Linked DNA regions of Homo sapiens: all the other regions are linked to region 3. A link is a contact called in ENCODE Hi-C or POLR2A ChIA-PET data. All regions are on one chromosome and are shown on one strand. Each heading gives the region's core, a stretch centred on a gene start or an enhancer-like site at or near the end of the contact. The rest is flanking DNA. Distances are from core to core; before and after follow the strand shown. Region 1 overlaps SCML4 (Scm polycomb group protein like 4). Region 2 has its middle 31 kb from the start of LINC00222. Region 3 holds the start of SNX3 (sorting nexin 3).

What was found. A loop is a pair of places that touch in the nucleus more often than their neighbours do. ChIA-PET counts read pairs that join two places held with the same protein, here RNA polymerase II (POLR2A). Pooled maps may share reads with other maps.
Region 1: a loop to region 3 is called in a map of CD8-positive, alpha-beta T cell, with 2.3 times the contacts of the local background. The contact joins the enhancer-like site here to the promoter of SNX3 in region 3. A Hi-C loop is called at or near these places in 1 of 168 maps with a recorded cell type or tissue (CD8-positive, alpha-beta T cell) and 6 of 50 pooled maps. POLR2A ChIA-PET finds 5 or more read pairs at or near these places in 2 of 52 experiments (CD8-positive, alpha-beta memory T cell and WTC11).
Region 2: a loop to region 3 is called in a pooled map, with 3 times the contacts of the local background. The contact joins the enhancer-like site here to the promoter of SNX3 in region 3. A Hi-C loop is called at or near these places in 5 of 50 pooled maps. POLR2A ChIA-PET finds 5 or more read pairs at or near these places in 3 of 52 experiments (CD4-positive, alpha-beta T cell, WTC11 and naive thymus-derived CD4-positive, alpha-beta T cell).

What each region holds. Positions count from the first base shown.
Region 1 is chr6:107,715,190-107,718,430 of GRCh38, reverse strand. The region is part of intron 6 of SCML4 (Scm polycomb group protein like 4); the gene reads left to right. Among named protein-coding and RNA genes, the nearest start is that of SCML4, 110 kb to the left of the region's middle. RefSeq lists a silencer at 1,506-1,655. Within about 2 kb of position 1,555, at least 6 of the 41 ENCODE cell types and tissues checked have a DNase peak (open chromatin) inside an H3K27ac peak, as active enhancers do; they include CD8-positive, alpha-beta T cell, where a contact is called at or near this core.
Region 2 is chr6:108,781,280-108,784,684 of GRCh38, reverse strand. No RefSeq gene overlaps it. Among named protein-coding and RNA genes, the nearest start is that of LINC00222, 31 kb to the right of the region's middle. RefSeq lists an enhancer at 2,270-2,319. Within about 2 kb of position 1,889, at least 22 of the 41 ENCODE cell types and tissues checked have a DNase peak (open chromatin) inside an H3K27ac peak, as active enhancers do.
Region 3 is chr6:108,259,512-108,262,721 of GRCh38, reverse strand. It overlaps SNX3 (sorting nexin 3), which reads left to right and starts at 1,682. Exons shown (of 4, transcript NM_003795.6): 1 at 1,682-1,962. The coding sequence starts at 1,801. RefSeq lists an enhancer at 662-1,497 and silencers at 1,625-1,884, 1,995-2,104.

The sequences.
Region 1 (3,241 bases), core at 306-2,805, 540 kb after region 3:
GTAAAGGAAAGACGCTTAATGGACTCACAGTTCCACATGGCTGGGGAGGCCTCACAATCATGGCAGAAGGCAAAGGGAAAGCAAAGGCACGTCTTACATGGTGACAGGTAAGAGGGCTTGTGCAAGGGAACTCCCCTTTATAAGACCATCAGATGTCGTGAGACTTACTGGCTACCACAGGAACAGAATGGGGGAACCAAACCCATGATTCAATTATCTCCAACTGGCTCCATCCTTGACACATGGGGATTATTACAATTCAAGGTGAGATTTGGGTGGGGACACAGAGCTAACTCATATCATCCTGGAATCAGGCCCTGACAGTCTGAGTAATCTTGCCAGACGACTGGCCGAGGGGCAGCCCAGACCCTTCCTCAGCCTCCAGCTCTGAGAAAGCCTCTCTGCTGGAGCCTGGTTGCACCCCAGGAGAGGCCCCCTAGCTCAGGCCCTTCTGCCTGTCAGGATCTGGGATGAGATCAGAGACACGGAGTCCACCTGTGCCTGCTGCCTTTCATCCCAAGAACATCAATACCTGAACCCTGAATCCTGGCTGTCTTTTTAATAACTTAGAAGTATTAGAACCAGCCAGGCACGATGGTTCATGCCTGCAATCCCACCACTTTGGGAGGCCAAGGCGGGTGGATCACTTGAGGTCAGGAGTTTGAGACCAGCCTGACCAACATGGTGAAACCCCGTCTCTACTAAAAATACAAAGATTAGCTGGGTGTCGTGATGCACGCCTGTAATACCAGCTACTTGAGAGGCTGAGGCAAGAGAATCGCTTGAACCCGGGAGGTGGAGGTTGCAGTGAGCAGAGATTGCGCCACTGCACTCCAGCCTGGGCAACAAAGCTAGACTCTGTCTCAAAAAATAAATAAATAAAAATAAATATTAGAGAGAACTTTGCCTGAGACCCTGAAATCCAGTTGTCCATAATCAGCAGGACCCCCACCACGGGACTGTGGGATGTTTAAAATCGCAAAGCCACCTAACCTCTTTGGAGAAAAGCTGCTATGTGATGTATCAGTTGAAGTTCACTGTTGAGCCTTTGTGATACACTGAAGAAAAATGAAATTATTCATCCTTTGTAGGTCTGTTAACACTTTAATTCTCCGAAGATTCCTTTTTTTTTTTTTTTTTGAGACAGAGTCTCGCTCTGTCACCCAGGCTGCAAGCTCTGCCTCTTGGGTTCATGCCATTCTCCTGCCTCAGCCTCCTGAGTAGCTGGGACTACAGGTGCCTGCCACCACACCTGGCTTTTTTTTTTTTTTTTTTTTTTTTTTTTTTGTATTTTTAGTAGAGACGGGGTTTCACAGTGTTAGCCAGGATGGTCTCGATCTCCTGACCTCGTGATCTGCCTGCCTCGGCCTCCCAAAGTGCTGGGACCACAGGCGTGAGCCACCCCGCCCAGCCGAAAGATTCCTTTTAACCAGTGCCTTCCTCAGGGTGCTAAATAAAACCGCAGGTACCAGAAACAGCCAGTCAGCCATGCACATTCTCAGCAGTGAGACAGAGGAAGTGGGTGGGGAGAAGACGGAAGGAAGGATAGCACCAGTGTCTCTGAAAGAGGTTTCCGTTTCTGCTTACATTTCATTGACCAAAATGTAGTCACATGGCCACTTGCTGCAAGGGATGCTGGGAAATGTGGTTTTCATTCCTAGCAACCATGATTCCAGATGGAAGTTAGGGCTGCTATTACAGAGGAAGAAGTGCAAAGTAACGCTGAGTAGGCAATGGGAAGTCTGATCAGAAATGCTCACTCCCTCCTTTTTCCTCCCATGGCACTTTGTTTCCTCATCTATAGTTCTTACTCTATCCTAGAGAAAGGAACAGACCCTCAGCTTTGTGAAGCCTCTTATTCATATTTGAACCCCCCACAGCCCTGGCAAAGGGGGGCTTGAGGCCTGTATCAGACTGTTATTTATTGAACACCTACACTCAAGGGGGCCAGACAGTTTCCGACTTATTATAAGTTATATGTTTAGGATTTAATATTTATAAAAAGGTATTGGTATATTTGATTTAAAGATAAAGAAAAAGAGGTTCAAGAGAAGGTAAATCAAGTGTTAAGCCAGGATCTGACTTCAGTGGGCTCCAAAGCCTGTCTTTCAAAACAACCCCAGGGGTTTTCAAATCATGCCTGATGGCTTTCAAGGTTCTAAGAGATGGAGAAGATGGAACAAGAGCAGACAGGACTCCAGGTGCCCTCCCTCTCTTTAAGCAGGGCCTTTTCACATTTGCAGAGTGGGGTTCTATATGTGCTTTGCTTAAACAAAATTTGCACAACTAAAAATGTTTGGAAACCATGGAGATAAAAACCATGCTGACTTGAGTGGCAGGATGTTAAAGTGGGAGAGAAACCGCCAGCGTCCTCACCCATTTCTCACCTAGCTGTCAGCCTAGTGCCTGCTGTGGGTCCCCCCACACCCCACCCTCCCACCCAAATGACTGTTCAATATTGCTCTGAAGTTCCATCCCAAGTAAAAAGCAGTTATCATCAAAAAAACCATACCTCTTTAAGGGAGTTTGACCCAAGTCATAAACCATGGAAGAGACTTAGAAATGGCATTTTCCCCATGGTACTAATCAAAATGGTTTAAAACCACAAAAGCCAGAAAACTGCATGAGGCTGCAGGCAGAAGGGTGGGTATTGATGACTTGACAAACTCCTCAGCCTTCTCTCTCTGGCGGTACTTACCTTTAGCTTCCTGCAGTTGTGATATATCACGTCTGTCTCCGCTGCCAGTGGGCTCCAAGGGGATGTGTTCACAGGGCACATTTTCCTGGTGTCTGCTGATGCTCTGGTGAAAGTTTGAGAGCTCTTCCTTGTCTCTCATCCAAGATATAATCACCAAGAGCTATAAAGAGGTTTTGGATAACAAAAGCTTCCTGACTTGGGCATTTAACAAGACACACTGTAGAATTCCCAACCACAACTAGGTCCAAGATTCAGAATCAAGAAACGAAGTCAATCTGATATTGCTATTACAACCCAAATGCCTCCTGTGGTTGGATTTTTATTTGATAGGGCCTGGCATTGGGTGAGGGATGGAGACAATTTAGCTAGAAAAAGAAGAATGAGAACAGCATTGTATGTGAGGAGGTGAAGCGGACAAAAGCATGGCAAGAGCTGATTAATTAAAGAGTTTGTGTAGGGGCCAGACGCAGTGGCTCACACCTGTAATCCCAGCACTTTGAGAGGCAGAGGTGGGCGGATCATCTGAGGTCAGGAGTTCAAGAC
Region 2 (3,405 bases), core at 640-3,139, 520 kb before region 3:
TAAAACAAATAGATACTATTTCATGCCTATTAGAGTGGGAATTTCTTGAAAAAACTCTGACAATACCAAAAGTTGATGAGAATGGAGAAATGGATACTTACATCCACTGCTAGTGGGCATGTAAAAATGACAGACCCACTGTAGAGAGCGATTTGGCAACACCTGGTAAAGTTAATGCATAACCTATGACCAAAAATTCTGCCACTATATGTCTAGAAGTTCCCAAGAGACACGTGGGTCCAAGGAGATATGAACAAAAGCACATTCTTTCAGCACTCTGGGTAATAGCTTAAAAGTGGAAACAAGCTACCTGACCTTCAGGAGCAAAATGGGCAAATCAAATGTGGATTATTCATGCAATGCAATGCTGCACAGCCATTAAAATGAGTGAACTAGATCCTTATCACCTACATGGATACATCTAAAATGTGTAATGATAAACTAGAAAGATGCAACATAAATATTTATACAATATAATTTACATAAAATGTAAAGTACATGAAACGATAGTATATATAATTTACTAATATACGTTAAAGATACTCAGATCTTCCTGGTTATGGTTCACATATATGAAGGGGGGAGAGAGAGGCCTCCTAAACCAGGTGTCCGAATATTACAACATCTAGAAAGACTCTTGAACTTACACTTCATAAAAGATAAAAGGAGTGTTTTTTTAAAGAGCAACTGAGCTACTAATGAGAATTTGGCACTATTTATGTTTTTATGTATAAAGAACCCTAAAGGACATTCGATGGATTCTGGTATCGGTTGCCAGTTCTTCTTCACTTAGGAACTGATGCTACTAACCCTTAGTTGGTGGGGCTAAGAGAACAGTTCTGGCCTAGCTCCTGTCTCCTACAGGTCCTTCAGGAGCAAAATGGGCAAACAAAATGTGGATTATACATAGAGTGCAACACTGGGTTATTCTCCCTCACCCAGCCTACTAGTCTGCCCAGAAAATCCCCATCCTGCTTCTGTTGGATTCTTTCCTGTGTTTCCTTTGCCACTTGCTGAAAGTACAGTACCATTCTAGCATCCCAAGTTTTACTTGCTGATTTCTGTTGAAGACTCTACAGCCCAACTCTGCCTTTCTGATGGGTCTGGAAGGCAGTGTGCCTATTCAGTACATGTGCCTATTCAGGGGAGATGCCTCCCTGGACAGGGTTAGCTTTTCTCTAGGTGCTACAATGCTGGGCAGAGGACCTTAAATCTCCTTTGGTTTGGAGTGACAGAACCATAATCCTTCCTGAGCTCCTTTTTTAAACACTCATACATACACACATGCTTTCATATACATGCACATGTACACACACTCAGACAAAAAAATGCACACACAAATACCTACACCACTCCCTTCTCTGCAACAGGAGTCGGGACTGCTTGGTTACTCTAAATCCAGTATCGTATAGGTGTTGTGTGGCAGATCTGATTTTATAATGGAAGACAATGGGAATAATAGGATTTGCTATTCACGAACACATAGATCTCAAATATCAAAGGACAACTGTATGATACCATTGGAACCATTATAACACAGTAGCCGTCTCCCACTTGCCAAGCTCAAAGCATATAACTTTTCTTTTTCACGTTGGGAGCAGAGGTGATTGAATTATACTCCTCAGTTCTTATCCCATTACCGTGACTGTATGTGAGGTCCCTCTCTAGTTTTACAACTGTGCTTCCTTTTATATTCCCCTTTGTGTCTGATTCCACTTTCATTTCCCTTGCCCCCACCCACAGGCATCTGCTGGAATGGGTTTGATATTTGCCCAATTGTTATTTATCCTGTTGCTTTTCTACTGGGACGGCACGGCAAGAGGATGTTTATCTCTGATTCATTATGCTGATTCATTTTTGTTAAGCAGCCACACAATTTCAGGTATAGTGCTGGAGTGGATCCCACTGTGGAACCTAGCAGCCAAACTGAACTGAACATCTGTTTAATTTAAATGGTGGGTCCTGGGGTGTCAGTTCCATTATTTTGTTTGTATTACAAAACTTGGCTTACAAGATCACACTCTTGTTTAAAAAAAAAAAAAAGTGTCCTTTAAATTGGGAAAATGCTCATCTGTCCTGAATGAGTTAAGAGTGCTTCTGCCTGCAAGCAGAGTGTGCGGTGACTCACTGTCCCATGAAGACGCCTTCCCTTCTACCTTAAGACTGCGTCTGTCCCGCAGAACGCCACGTGCGGGCGTCCCTGGAACCTGGCCCATAGGTGGCAGTCTCCCTTCATCGTTCCCGGACTACGAACCTCCGAAGGGCAGCCTGAGAAAGCAGTTGCTTTTGCTTTTTCTTCGGGTTTCCTAATATTTAATGTTCCCTCCACTCACCTTCCCCCTCCATCCCACAGAGAGTGTAGAGATTGCATCCCTGGAGGCTAGCAAACGACAAAAGAAACTTCGTCTGGAACCAGTCAAAGTCGGGAGACCTGCGTTGTGCCGACTCTCGATGCGATTGTTTTGGAATTTTGCTGAAGCTCTCTTGCAGAATTGCTCTGTAAATGGCAAGAAGAAATGCCTTTCACTATAAACAGAAAATAAAGCTTTCACAAGTTGTCATATTTTTAAAAAGCAATCATGCGGATGCAAGTTTTTATCCCCTCTGTTTAGTCTTGCCTCCCCTCCTTGCCAACACACCCCCACAGAATTTGGGATGAATCTTTGCGAGTGAAGTAAAAGTAGGCATTCTCTCCAACATGTGCCCCTCCCCCAGCCCTTCACAGAGCCTATTCAACAAGATATCGAACAGTCATAGGCAGAGACGAGTGTGCGTGTGCATATGAGTGTGCATGTGTGTGCGCGTGTGTGTGTGCGAGTGTGTGTGTATGCAGAGAATACTAGATGGAGAGTCAAAGGGAAACCAAGAGATCCAGAAAAGGGGCACCACCTTCTCACCTTCCTTCCACCCCACTCCTCCTCACCCAAGGAGGGAAGCCAGGTAGAGCGCTCACCCAGCCCCAGGCCCTTTTGGGCGAGCCTGCCCAGTGGGTTTCTAATCAGCCAACACTTTGGGCCGGCCTCCACTGTTTATGGAGCCAAAGGGACTTTAAATCATTAGCCGGTGTCAAAATGCTTGAGGAATGTGCTTGCCTAGGAAGCCACATGGAGTGGTTCATCAGCATTTGTAAAAACCGCCTTGGCAAAAAGATGTTGAACCCAGCACTGGGGGCGGATTGTGTGTATTTCAGTTGAATTAGCAAACAGAATACCTTTTAAATCTTAGCAACACCTGGTTCTGAAAAGGACACCCACTAAAGAAAGGGCTGCCTTGTCTGTGCTGGAAGAGGCTTTCCCTGGCTCAAGGTGCTTCTCCTCTCCAGATCAGAGACCTCATTAGATGCTTGGTCCCTCTTCCTTCCTAAGATGTGCAGAGGCCCGGGAGATTTTCACCTGGACTTTGGGA
Region 3 (3,210 bases), core at 433-2,932:
TGTAATCCCAGCTACTCGGGAGGCTGAGGCAGGAGAATCGCTTGAATCCGAAAGGTGGAGATTGCAGTAAGACAAGATGCGCCACTGCACTCCAGCCTGAACGACACAGCGAGACTCCGTCTCAAAAAAAAAAAAAAAAAAAAAAAAAAAAAAAAAGCAAGAAAGAAAAGAAATTTGCAGTTCAAGGGACAGATCAGTCCAAGCACGGTGGTTCATACCTGTCATCTCAGCACATATGGGAGGCCACGGCGGGAGGATCACTTTGATGCTGGGAGTTGGAGACCAGCCTGGGAATCACAGTGAGATCCCGTCTCCACAAATAATTACTAATAATTTAAAATCTAAAGAAAAGGGGGGCGGGGAAGATCAGGTTATTTAAAGTAATTATAGTGTTAAACTTGACATATTAAAAAATGCAGAAATAGTTGTGAGGGATAACTCTCTGGGCAGAGATAGAAATGTATCGTATCTCAACATTTAAAATCTGCATTTCCCATTGGACCATAAGAGATGAACTAGGACCTAATTAATTGGGTTTTCTCCCCGTTTCTTTCTTTCTTTTTTTTGAGACAAAGTCTCACTCTATTACCCAGGCTGGAGTGCAATGGCAGATCTCAGCTCACTGCAACCTCTGCCTCCCGGGTTCAAGCGATTCTCCTGCCTCAGCCTCCAGAGTAGCTGGGATTACAGGCGCGCACCACCACGCCCAGCTAATTTTGCATTTTTAAGTAGAGATGGGGTTTCACCATGTGGGCAAGGCTAGTATCGAACTCCTGACCTCGTGATCCGCCCGCCTCGGCCTCCCAAAGTGCTGGGATTACAGGCATAAGCCACCGTGCCCGGCCTTCCTCCCCGTTTCTTAAAAAGGCTCATGTGAGTTGCATTTCCAGTCCTGTAGAGGTACGTTTAATACTTTTCAAAAAAAAAAAAAACTTATCAGGACTTCGTGAGAAACGAAAGTGGACACCCAAAGCAGCTTGCAGCCGGTCTACTGTTACTTTGTTTTAGCGGACCGACCTGTCTCCAAAATCGATTTGACCATAATGCTAGGATTTAACTAGGGCTTTAGTTTTTATTTCACTCCCCCACTTTACTGGTTTCAACCTATCAATCCAGACGCGTGTCTGGTGCAACGCTCGGGTTTATGGCAAAATCATCTCAGGCATTTGCTTAACCTTCTCCAGAAAGGCATTTTCAGGGGTTCACAGTGAGACGGTGCACAGGTTGGCACAGAGTTAGTAGGGGCAGTTTTGTTTCGATTTGCGGGCAAATCTCTAAGATCTCTCCGTTTAACTTTCGCCCGCAATTCCCAAAGCCGCTAAAGCCGTTTCCGGCGCTCTACCCCGCCGCAGGCCGAGGCTGGCGCAGAGAGACAGGAAGCGCCAGCTCTGGGCGTCTGGGTCCTCGCCTCCTCGGCCGCAGCCCCGCGGCGGCGCGCTCGCGGTGCATTGTGGGCGCTGTAGTCCGGCCGGAACCTGTTTGCGACCCCGAGTCCCATGACACCGCTTCTCCTCACACCCCAGTCCGCAGTGCCCCTCCCCAGCCTCGGCCGGGCCTCCCGGGAGCCGGGCGTGGCGTTCCAGCTAGTGAGCCGTTTCTCCCCTGGGCTCGGAGGCGGAAGCTTGAGGGGCGCGGGGAGGAGCTTCGCGTGCGGGGTGAACGCCCGCTCTACGTGCTCGTTCTCTTCGCGACCGCTGCGCGCGAGCCCCGTGTCCCCACGGCGGGCAGCAGCGGCGGCGGCGGCGGCTGAACGCGGAGGGGGCGGAGGGAGCCCGCGGCGGCGGCAGCAGCTACAGCGAAATGGCGGAGACCGTGGCTGACACCCGGCGGCTGATCACCAAGCCGCAGAACCTGAATGACGCCTACGGACCCCCCAGCAACTTCCTCGAGATCGATGTGAGCAACCCGCAAACGGTGGGGGTCGGCCGGGGCCGCTTCACCACTTACGAAATCAGGGTCAAGGTGAGGCCGTCTCTCCCCTCTCCCAAGAAACCCCTCCCGCTGGCTCTGGTCACCCCCACTCGACCCGGGAGTGGACCCCCGCGGGCAGCCACAGCCTCCCAGGCCGGGAGCCCCCTTGCAGAGGCGGGCCGGGGTCGTGAGCCAGGGCCCCTCTTCCTGTAGGGCTGGTGTGGGGGGCTGCAGAGCGAGCCCGGCGCGCTGGCACTTGGAGAAGGTGCTCGAAGAGGAGGGCGTGGGTTGAGCGCCGCTTGCCCCTCCAGCAGCTGATCAGGGAATGACATTTGAGTTGGAAAGGGGTAGATCTTTCGAGAACACATCCCTTCGCTGGGAAGGGAAAGAGATGTTGACAGAGAAAAGGGGCTTGCGCAAAGTTAAAGCCTTTTCCCAGTTTTCTCTTCCTGGAGACTTCCCAGAGGTAGCAAGCCAACCCGGCTGCTCCAGGCCCTTCCCGAGCTGCTAAAGTAACCTGGGTTGTGCAGTCTTCTGAACGGGACTTAATGAAAGTTCACAGAAGCCTGACAATTTTTGATAGGGCTGAGCCAGACCAGAAGGGTGATTGGACATGGTTGACTTCAGCATTTTGGGCCACCGCCCTGCCAAAGGCTGAGGTGTGGTGTCACCTACCTCATAATCCAGAACTACAGTTGCTTTAAGAAAAGACTAGGGATCTTGCTCTCTTAATTCGAGATTTGCACTTAATTGAATAAAGAAATCAACAGAAATAAAATATACCTAATTTCATAACTAGTATTTGTTGGCAATAATTTAGATGATTTGAAAGATGTTAATTGAAAATAGTGCTTCACTTTCACTCTATAATTCAGGATTAAAGAATTTGCCCATGTATGGAAGCATCTTTAAAAATTAATTACATTAATTTAAAGATGACAGCAAATTATTAAAAGTTAAGTGTAAAGCGATTTTTCCTTTAATCAAAATTTATATGACAAGCTACTATTAACATTTAAGTGAAAAAATTCTCATTAACTTACACACTTTGTGTCGTGAAAAACACAAAAATCAAATTTACCATCCTAACCATTTTTAAGTGTACATACAGCTCAGTAGTATATTCACATTGTTGTGAAACTTAAGTATTTTTAAAAAATGATTCTTACGTAGTTAGCATTGATTTTAAAAAGTTAATCAAACTTTAAGATATGAAACGAATAGTTTAATGTTTCAAGCCACTGTTGTCTTCTTATGGATGTGTAAAATGTGGATCATAGGCCGGGCGCGGTGGCTCAT